Linked DNA regions of Homo sapiens: region 2 is linked to region 1. A link is an interaction called in ENCODE POLR2A ChIA-PET data of the cell type or tissue named here. Cell type or tissue: GM12878. All regions are shown on one strand. Links, peaks and the distances in the headings refer to the core of each region. The heading gives the core; the rest is flanking DNA.

Region 1 (5,399 bases), core at 269-5,268:
AACAAGATAAAAACAGTAGATATATTTATAAGGCCCATTTGAGGTGTAAGTGACTTAACATCCCTGGCACTTGAACACTAATGAATATTATGACTGCCACTTTAAAGGAGGCAGAAGAAGTTTAAAAAGTAAAACAAAAAGTTTGTTTCAGAAAACAAGCATTTTACCTCTGTTTCAAATAGTCTAATTTTTTTAGTGATGAAAACTTCTGAGACCAGTAGATGTTTGTAAATAAAAAACATTTATGGCAGTCTTTGTAACTGTAATGAAACTGGTAGAGAGTAATAATAGCCTGTTTTTTGTTTGTTTGTTTGCTTTGGGGGATATTTGCAATACAGTTTATTGATATGTCACATACATGTAAAGTTTATAATTCACCCCAGAATTTATATTACTAAGTTTGTGCTAGTATTAAAGAGCTTTTCAAATTCAGTGCCTGTTTAAAAAAAAAAAAAAAAAAACTGTACTCCATGCCTTGAAAATAGCAAAACTGTGATATAGATTAAGGTGGGGAAGCATTTTTTTTTCTATTTAGAGCTATAATAAGAAAAAATAAATTGAGACAGTGGTTTTTAATTTGAAAAAGAGAAATGAAATATTTATTCATCTACTTTTAAAATGGAGAAACAATAATATGTATGTGAAATCTTTCTTCTGTACTGTAAAACTAGCTACACAAATAACATCACCCTCCCTGACTCTCAAAATAAAATACTAAACCCATACAGAGAAAACTACTCTGAAAGACAGCTCCACAGATGAGGTCACTGAAAGGTGTCCAACATTGGGGATGTTGGGTAAAGCAAGGCAGGGAATGGGTGAGTGAGGGCAAAAGCTGACAACTTGGAAACATATTAAAAGTAGGTACTAGATCAAATTCAGTCTGTCCTGTTGCATTGCCTATTTCTAGAACGCATATTTATAACATGAATTAGCTCACACATGAATGGTAAATAGTGGAATGATATCTGTATAATGTAGATTCCATATTGTAGAAGCTATTTTGTTTGCACATGATTTTTCCCAGTAAGTAAATATGTTACATTGTTAATTAATAATAGCAGCTGAACTCAGATACAGTTGGCTGTCCATTCATGGGTCCACATCCATAGATTCAACTAACGGCAAATTGAAAGTATTTGGGGAGAAAAACAATAGTTGGGCCTACATTGAATGTGTACAGACTTTTTTCTTGTCATTATTCCCTAAACAATACACGACAACACCTATTTACATAGCATTTATAATACGTTGTATTAGGTATTATAACTAACCAAGTATATGCTCCCTGGTGTCCAGGGGGGTGAAAAATAAATTAAATAAATAAAGTATATGAGAAGATATGCACAGGTTATATGGAAATACAGTGCCATTTTATATAAGGGACTTAAGCATCTGCAGATTTTGGTATCCTGGGGGTGGGGTTCTGGAAGCAATCCCCCACAGATGCTAAGGGATGACTGTATATGGAAACAAAAACACAATGGGATGCATGAAGCCACAGAGGAGTAAAGAGAGTGCTGTACAGGATGTCTAGTTATACCATGTTCTTCCTTTTGGCTTAGTTTTGCCATGCATCCTGTCTTGGAAGTGCTACTTGTGGAATTCTTCCCAAGTTTTGCTCATTTTGCTTGTTTTTATAACTTAGCAACCTTATCCCTTCCTTACACTTCCTTCCATCAGGTTACATTCACTTTTTTCTTACGTTTCTTATAAAACCTATATTTACTGTATCATCTGTTTATTTGGAACTTAACCAAGCTTTAAAAAATCAACTGTGTTAATACTTTTTGGAGGAATAATTAATGTTTTTGTTGGGTCCCTGGTTATGTTATCTTTCATGTCTGGCTTCTTTCATGTTTTTGAGATTTATATTGTAGATTTTGTGTGGACTGTCCCCGATTTCACTTCTAACTTTTAAGTTCACATTTGGCAGAATATAAGATCTTTCAAGAAAAATTATGTTATCACAGAAATGCCAGAGTAATGTTATAGAACTCTGGATCATAGAGTAGGTCAGTCAGAAGCACTTTAGCACATAGAATTGCTCAGTGTAAGAGGAGATCTTTTGATGGAAATTCAGTCATGATTGTGGACTTTCATCACAATACTGTTCATTTGGCCCTACTCTCTGGTTAGAAATCCCTAGTAGTTAAAAGGTCTTCTCCAGTTATGAGGTAAACTCATTACCTCAGAAATCACCCTTATTCTACCCACAAAGAGTTGTTGAAAGAGATATGAAAAAAACAAAATGCGCTTCCTACTCTCACACACCACAGTCAATACTTCTGACGACAGGTGTTGTGGGGTTTTCCCCCCACACACCAACCAAAGCAGTTCTCCAGTCCAGTAGACACCAACTGGGCGTCCTCTAATTCAGTTCTGTTCTGACACTGTCTATCTGAAGATAGTATCATATACCACAGGTTAAGGGCTCAGTCCCATAAGACTGCCCTCCACTTCAGATGCCAGTCACCAGTAGTAGGTTCTTACCTATACTTCCGACCAAACCAGATATAAATTGGGGGTTCCCACAGACCATTCGTCAGTTTTGATTAATTTGCTAGGGCGGCTCACAGAACTCAGGGAAACACTTTACTTATGTTTATCCAACTATTATAAGGGATATTACAGAGGATATACGTGAACAGCCAGATGGAAGAGGTGCATAGTTGGGGAGCACAGAGCTTCCATGCCCTCTGACATGCCACGCACCCGCCACGGATCTCCACAAGTTCAGCTGTGCAGAAGCTCATCCCAACTCTGTCATTTTGGATTTTTATGAAGGCTTAATTATGTAGGCTCTGTTGATTATATCATTGGCCATTGGTGATTAACTCAACCTTCAGCCTCCTCCCTTCCCTAGAGGTCAGAGGGTGAGGCTAGAAGTTCCAGCCTGCTAACTGCATGGTTGGTTCCCCTTGTGAACCAACCCCATCCTGAGGCCATTCAGGAACCCATAAGATTTGCTTCCTTCAAACAAAAGATGCTCCTATTACCCAGGAAATTCTAAGGCATTTAGGAGCTCTGTGTCAAGAAATGGAGTCAAAGACCAAATATTAGAACAAAAGATTCTCCTTGCCACCCTATCTATAAGTTTATTAGCCCTGTGCCAGGGACTGTGGGCAAAGACCAATATGTATGGTTCTTATTATTTCAAAGTTAATTTACATGTTCAAAAGGAAAACTATATCTTCTGACTTGATGTGGGCCTTCTTGAGATACATCTCCTTTATCAGAGGTCATCCTTTGGGACCTATTGCTTATTTGGCCCTGTAAAAGGCACTCAGCCTGGGATACTGTTTGAGGTTTAGACTCAAGACAAAGGGTAGACATGCAGAGTCTATGATGCTCTACCCAATTTCGTTAATTTTAGTGTGCTACTACCAAAGACTTAAAGCTACTTTTAAAAACTTTATTGAAGTAAAATTTACATACCACAAAGGTAACGCATTTTAAATATATGATTCAGTGATTTTTGGTAAATTTACCAAGTTGTACAACCATCACTACAATCAGGGCCAACTTCATGTATGTGTAACCAGTACAGTCTCACAGGGCCCCATGCCCAGAAAGGAGCCCTGAATTCACAAGGGTGCCCTGTACTTGGAGTTTAATACTCTGTGGTTGTCATCTTGAATTCTTAATAATTTTATGTTTAGATTTATCGTTTTGTAAGTAAAGTCTGATGGGACAATTGAACATGCTCTAGGGGCTTTGAACCACGTATTCTTCCCACCTTGAGACATGTTTTCGACCACCTTCTTTCTGTTTCTGCTCATTGTTGCTGCCTCTACCCACGGTGAGGCTGTGGACACAGGGAAGGTCAGGACTGGATGTATGTGCCTTGTGTGCCTCTGAGGGTCTGCATTTACCCAATGAGTATCTCATGACTGAGGGATACAGCATTAAATAGCAAATAAAGTACCATAACAGGTCAAGAGAGAGACCCTAGAAGAAAGGAAAAAAATGTTTTCCTGCTTTTTAAACAAAGTGCCTGCATTTTATTTTGTACCAAACCTGACTACAGTCCAGTTTTAGAACCTTCGACAACCCCAAAAGATCCATCATGTTAGTTTATAGTTAGCCCCCTTTCCCATCACCAGACTTGGGCAACCACTTAGCTCTTTTTTGTCTCCACAGACTTGCCTATTCTAGACATGTGATACAAATGGAATCATAAGTATGTGGTTTTTGTGTCTGGTTTCTTTCATGTTTCTGAGGTTCATATTGTAGTATATATATCCATGTTTCATTTCTTTTTATTGCTGAATAATACTCCATTGAATGGATATACTACACGTTATCTATTTGCTTATCCATTCATCAGTTGATGGACTTTTTGATTATTGCCACTTTTTGGACACCATTAATAATGCTGCTATAAATATTCATACTGTTTGCATGTATGTTTTCATATATCTTGGATATATACTTAGGAATGAATGCTGGATCATGTAACAAATTTGTATTTAACTTTTCAGAAGCTGCCAAACTGTTTTATAAAGTGGCTGTACATTTTACATTCCTACTGGCATGAGGGTTTCCATTTTCCACATCCTCAGCAATGTTTATTATTGTCATTTTGATTATAACCATTGTTGCGAGTAAAAATTGGTATCTCATTAATTTGTCTTTCCCTCATGGTTAATGATATTGAGCTTCTTTTTATGTGTTTATTACCCATCCATATATCTTCTTTGGTATGATGTCTGTTCAGATCTTTTACTCATTTTAAAGTTGGGTCATTTGTTTTATTATAAAGTTACAAAAAGTTATTTTTTGATTATGTGATTTTTTAAATAAAAAAATTAATAGTTAAAAAAAGAATGTCATTTTACAAAGCACTTGCCATATATATATATCTTATAATTCTTTATATATTCTGGATATCAGCATTTTATTAAATATAATCTGTGGCTGGGCACAGTGGCTCATGCCTGTAATCCCAGCATTTTGGGAGGCCTAGGTGGGCAGATTACAGATTACGAGGTCAGGAGATCAAGACCATCCTGGCTAACACGGTGAAAGCTCGTCTCTACTAAAAATACAAAAAATTAGCCAGTGTGGTCGCATGTGCCTGTAGTCCCAGCTACTCAGAAGGCTGAGGCAGGAGAATCACTTGAACCTGGGAGGCAGAGGTTGCAGTGAGGCGAGATCATGCCACTGCACTCCAGCCTGGGTGACAGAGTGAGACTCCATCTCCCAAAAAAAAAAAAAAAAAAAAAAATATATATATATATATATATATATGTATATTTATATTTTGTAAATATGTTTTCCTAGAGTGTGGTTTGTTATTTTATTTTTTAATGATGTTTCTTGAAGTATAACACATTGAATTTTGATGAAATTCAGCTTACCAATTTTTTCTTTTATGGATCATGCTTTTGGTGTTG
Region 2 (5,399 bases), core at 129-5,128, 81 kb before region 1:
ATAATTTAGTATAGGCTTCCTTAATACAAGTACTCAGAACACTTACATTAGCCCAGCATCATGAGAGAGCATCCTATTGCATGTTGCTAGCCCAGGAAAAGATCAAAATTCGAATTACAGTTTCTACTGAATGCCTGTTGATTTTGCGTCATCATGAAGTCAAAAACTTGTAAGTCAAACCGTCATAAGTCAGGGAATGTGTGTATATCTGTTTAGCAATTCTCTTGTTGGGGAATACCTGAGCTGTTTATAGTTTTTGACTATTACTAGTAAAGCAGCTGGCTGGGCACAGTGGCTCATGCCTGTAATCCTAGCACTTTCAGTCATATTTAATGTTGTCAATCTTTTTAATTTTAGTTATTTTGGTGATGATTGATAGTATCTCATTGTAATTTAGATTTTTATTTCCTGGAGAACTAATGGTTTTCAGCATTTTTTATTCATTCGTTTGCCTTTTTTCTTTTCTTTTGGGATGGAGTCTCGCTCTGTCGCCCAGGCTGGAGTACAGTGGCGCGACCTCAGCTCACTGCAAGCTCCGCCTCCCGGGTTCACGCTATTCTCCTGCCTCAGCCTCCCAAGCTGCTGGGATTACAGGCACCCACCACCATGCCCGGCTAATTTTTGGTATTTTTAGTAGAGACGGGGTTTCACCGTGTTGGCCAGGCTGGTCTCAATCTCCTGACCTCGTGATCCGCCTGTCTCGGCCTCCCAAAGTGCTGGGATTACAGGCATGAGCCACTGCGTCCGGCCTCGTTTGCCTTTTTTATATCTCTTTTTGTGATGACTCTATTAAAATCTTATGTCCATTAAAAAAATTGAGTTGTTTGTGCTTTTACTATTGATTTGTAAAATGTTTTACAATGTGTTGAACATAAGTCCTTTGTCAGACATCTGTTTTATGAATAATTTCTCTTGTCTGTGGCTCACTTTTTCTTTTTCTTAGTAATGTTTTTTGATGAACTGAAGTTATAAATTTTGATGAAGTCAGATTTATGAATGTTTTTCTTTTAAGGTAATTTTTGTGTCCTATCTAAGGAACCTTTTCCTTCCCCCAAGTCACAACGATAATTCTCCTGTTTAGAAACTTTGTAGTTTTTGCATTTATAGTTGGGTTCCTGATCCATCTTGTATTAATTTTTATGTATGGTATACAGTACCTGTTTGGGTTTCTTTTTTGCATGTGAACATTTAGTTGTATTTGTAGAGAATACTTTTCTTCATTGGATTGCTTTCACATATTTGGTGCCTTTGTTGAAAATCAATTGACTGCATATAAGTTTAGGTCTATTTCTGTTTTCCTTATTCTGTTTCAATAACTTATCTTGATTACTATAGTAATTCTTGAATTAAGGTAGTATAAGTGTTCCAATTCTTTTTCTTTTTCAAGATTGCTTTTTGCATATCCTTAACATTTTAGATTCAGTTTGTCAGTTTTTACAAAAATTCTTGGTAAAAGTATAATTGATATTCTGATTGGATCTATAGATCAATGTGGGGAGAATTAAGATCTAAAATACTGAGTCTTCCACTACATGTACATGGTATGCTTCATTTATTTAGGGCCTCTTTATCTCAGCAATGTTTTGTAGTTTTCAGTGGTTTGTGTTAGACTTATTGTCATTTTTTTCCCTAAGTATTTTATGTGTGGGATGCTCTTTTCAAGGAAATAGTTATTTCAAATCTCATTTTCTATTGCTTAATCCTGGTATGTATATTTTTACATTGGGCTTGCGTGCGATGAGCTTTTCTATTTTACTTATTGAGTAGTCGTTTTTAGATTTTTTAGGATTGTTTATATAAACAATTGTGTTAACTGCATTTAGAGACAGTTTTACTTCTCTGCCTTTTATTTCTGTTACTTGCCCTATTGCAGTGCCTTATTCCCCACCTAAGAGAGAAATCATTTAGTCTTTTGACATTATATGTCATACTAGCTGTAGAATTTTCATGAATGTCTTTCATCAGATTGAGGAAAGTTCCTTCCATTTCTAGAGTACTGAAATTTTTGAAAAGTTATGAGTAGATGTTGAATTCTGTCAAGTGCTTTTTCTGTGTTTATTAAATATCATTTTTCTTCTTTATACTGTTAGTGATTTAAATTGATTCATTTTTATATATTAACTTTGCATTCTTGTGATAAATTCTACATGGTTATGATATATGTGAATTCAATTTGATAATATTTTTATTAAGGATTTTTGTGTCTGTATTCATCAGGGATATGGCTCTATACTTTTCCTGTAGATGTCTTTGTTTAGCTTTGGAGTAATATAATGTTTTTATCAGTAATGCTAGCAATGGTTTTGTTAGCGTCATTGGCTTCACTTGAAAGTGGGGTCTACTACCTTATGTTTGAAAGAGTTTGTATGAAATTAATGTTTTTTTTTTATGTGTTTCTATAGGGTTCAGTAGTGAAACCATCTGGGACTCTAATTTGTTTGTATATAGGTTTTTTATAAACTCAGTTAAAAAATCTACTCAGCTTTTCTCTATTTTTTTTAGTAAGTTGTATTTTTCAAAGAATTTGAGAATTTCATCTAAAGTGTATTTGTTGACATAAAGTTGTTTATAATATTTTCTTAATTCTTTAAATGCCTATAAGAGTTACACTGCTAATTTTTAGCAAATTCCCAGCACTCTGCCTTTAATCTTGATTAGTCTAGGTAGATGTTGTTGATCTAGTCACTGAACCGGTTTTTTCTTAAACAGTTATTGAAGTATAATTTACATACAATAAAATCCACTCACATTAAGCATATGATTTAATAATTTTTTAGTAATATTAAAGAGATCTGCAACCATAATCTTGTTTTAGAATAGTTTATCACCTGCAGAAGATGCCTTGTGATAGTTGATAGTTACTTCTGCTTTCACTCCGAGCCCTAGGCAACCACTTCTCTACTTTCTGTTTCTGTATAGTTATCTTTTTTGACATTTTCTATAAATAGAATAATACAAAATGTAGTCTTTTGAGCCTAGCTTCTTTGACTTAGTGTAAAGTTTTTGTGCTTCATCCTTGTTTTAGTGTGGCTTTGTTAGACTTTAGTATGAGGATAATATTGACCCCATAAAATGTTTTGGAAAATATTCCCTTGTCCTCTGCTTTCTAGAAGAGTTTCTGAACCATTGGTATTATTTTTTCTTGAAATATTTGATGGAATTTACCAGTGAACCATCTGGTTTTGGCTTTTATTAATGAGAGGATTTCCAAATACTGTTTCAATTTCTTTACTAATAATAAGCCTATTCACACTTCCTTTTTCTATCCCCGTTTCTTTTTCCTTCCTCTCTTTTCCCTCCCTCTCTTCCTTTCCTCCCCTTGCCTCCCCTTCCCCATTCTCCTATTCCTTTTTCTTTTTCCTTCATTCCTTGTCTTGATATTTTGAGTATTCCTAGAAATTGGTCAGTTTCTTCTAAGTTGAATTTCTGTAGGGTCAGGATCACGTTCACTCTTTTATTTCTTATTTTGGTAGTTTTGTTCCTTCTCTTTTTTTTCCCTTGGCACATCAACCTAGCGGTGTGACAGTCTTGTTGATCTTTTCAAAGAATCAACCTTGGTTTTAAGAATTTTTAAAAAATTTTTTTTGATTTCCATTTCATTGATCTCCATTCTAATATTTATGGTTGTCCTTCTGCTTATAAGCTTTGCTCTTCTTTTCCTAATTTCTTAAGGTGGAAACTTGGGTTATTTATTTGAGGTCTTTCTTCTTTTCTAAAAATAGGCATTTAAAGCTATAATACCTCTACATACTGCTTTTGCTACAATAATATGTTGTATTTTCATATTCATACAATTGGATACATTTTTAAATTTTTTCTTGTGATTTCTTGTTTGACCATGGATTATTTAGAGGTTGTTGTTCTAATTTAATTCCACTTTGGTTTGAGGGCATGCTTTGTATGATCCCAATTTTTAAAATTTACCGTTACTTATGTTATGGCCAAATATATTTTTTATTGTGGAGAATGTTCCACAAGTACTTGAAATTTTATTCTATATTTGGGAAGAATGTGTTAGATGTTAGTTACATCATGTTGCTTGATGGTTATGTTGAAGTCTTCTGTGTCCTTACAGATTTTCTGTCTAGTTTGTCTATCAATTATTGAGTGGAGTTTTGAAATCTCTGACTATTATTGTTGAATTGTTTATTTCTCTCTCAATTCTGTCCAGCGTTGCTTCATGTATTTTGAGACTCCTTTTGTATGTTTATAATTTTTATATCTTCATGATATTGACCCTTTTATCATTATGAAATGCTTTTGTCTCTAGTAACAGTTTTTGTCTTAAAGACTTGTTTTATTTGCCGGGCACGGTGGCTCACACCTGTAATCCCCAGCACTTTGGGAGGCCGAGGCGGGCGGATCATGAGGACAGGAGATCGAGACCATCCTGGCTAACACGGTGAAACCCCGTCTCTACTAAAAATACAAAAAATTAGCTGGGTGTGTTGGCGGGCACCTGTAGTTCCAGCTACTCAGGAGGCTGAGGCAGGAGAATGGCATGAACCCAGGAGGCGGAGGTTGCAGTGAGCCAAGATCGCACCACTGCAGTCTGGCCTGGGTGAAAGAGTGAGACAACGTCTCAAAAAAAAAAAAAAAAAGACTTGTTTTATTTTAGTACAGCTACTTCAGCTCTCTTATGGTTATTGTTTACATTGTTTATCTTGTTTCACACTTTTGCTTTCAACCTATTTTATATCTTTGATTCTAATGTGTGCTGGATGTTTTTCATTTGGATAGTCTTTGTTTTTATAGTGTTCAAGCTATTTACGTTTAATGTTTGTTTTGTATATTTCTCATGGTGCTTTTTGTTCTTCTCTTCCTCATTTATTGCTCTTTTTTGTGTTAAATAGATATTTTCTTGTGCACATTTAAATTATTTTCTTTTTACTATGCATATTTTTAAGTGTTTTTATATTGGTTGACCTAGGGTTACAATATGCATATTGACTTATTACAATTGACTTCATATTAATACTAATTCAGTGTTAGTAATATGTAGAATATTTAATTCTGTATAGCTTCATTCCTTTTCCTCTCCTGGAGAGTGCCATTGTCATATGTATTATATTTTATATGCTGTAAGATTAACCATACAGTTTTACAGGTTTTTTTTTGTAGCTGTTTTGTAAATTTGTTAAGAGGAATAAAGAGAGAAAAGTTTTTATTCAGTCTTTTAGATTTGTCTATGTAATTACCTCTTGAGTATTCTTCATTTCTTTGTGAGAATTTGAGTTACTGCTTGGTATCATTTCCTTTTAGCCTGCAGGACATCTTTACTATTTTTACAGATTCCTCAGTCTTTACCTGGGAATGTCTTTATTCTGCCTCAGTTTTGTAGGGTAGTTTATTTGGATAAAGAATTCTTGGTTTAGTGTTTTTCTTTTAGCCGTTTGAAT

What was found. Peaks named below come from ENCODE experiments on the same cell type or tissue, not always from the same donor. Only the 100,000 strongest peaks of a DNase experiment are listed, where the experiment ranks them.
Region 2: POLR2A ChIA-PET joins it to region 1 with 6 read pairs; 2 of 35 experiments call an interaction of 5 or more read pairs at or near these places.

What each region holds. Positions count from the first base shown.
Region 1 is chr14:60,923,942-60,929,340 of GRCh38, forward strand. The region is part of intron 7 of MNAT1 (MNAT1 component of CDK activating kinase); the gene reads left to right. Among named protein-coding and RNA genes, the nearest start is that of TRMT5, 54 kb to the right of the region's middle. In GM12878, for the core only: no CTCF peak of the experiment used is centred there; a DNase peak (open chromatin) is centred at 2,290.
Region 2 is chr14:60,842,820-60,848,218 of GRCh38, forward strand. The region is part of intron 6 of MNAT1 (MNAT1 component of CDK activating kinase); the gene reads left to right. Among named protein-coding and RNA genes, the nearest start is that of MNAT1, 110 kb to the left of the region's middle. In GM12878, for the core only: no CTCF peak of the experiment used is centred there; a DNase peak (open chromatin) is centred at 2,902; H3K27ac peaks cover 591 bases.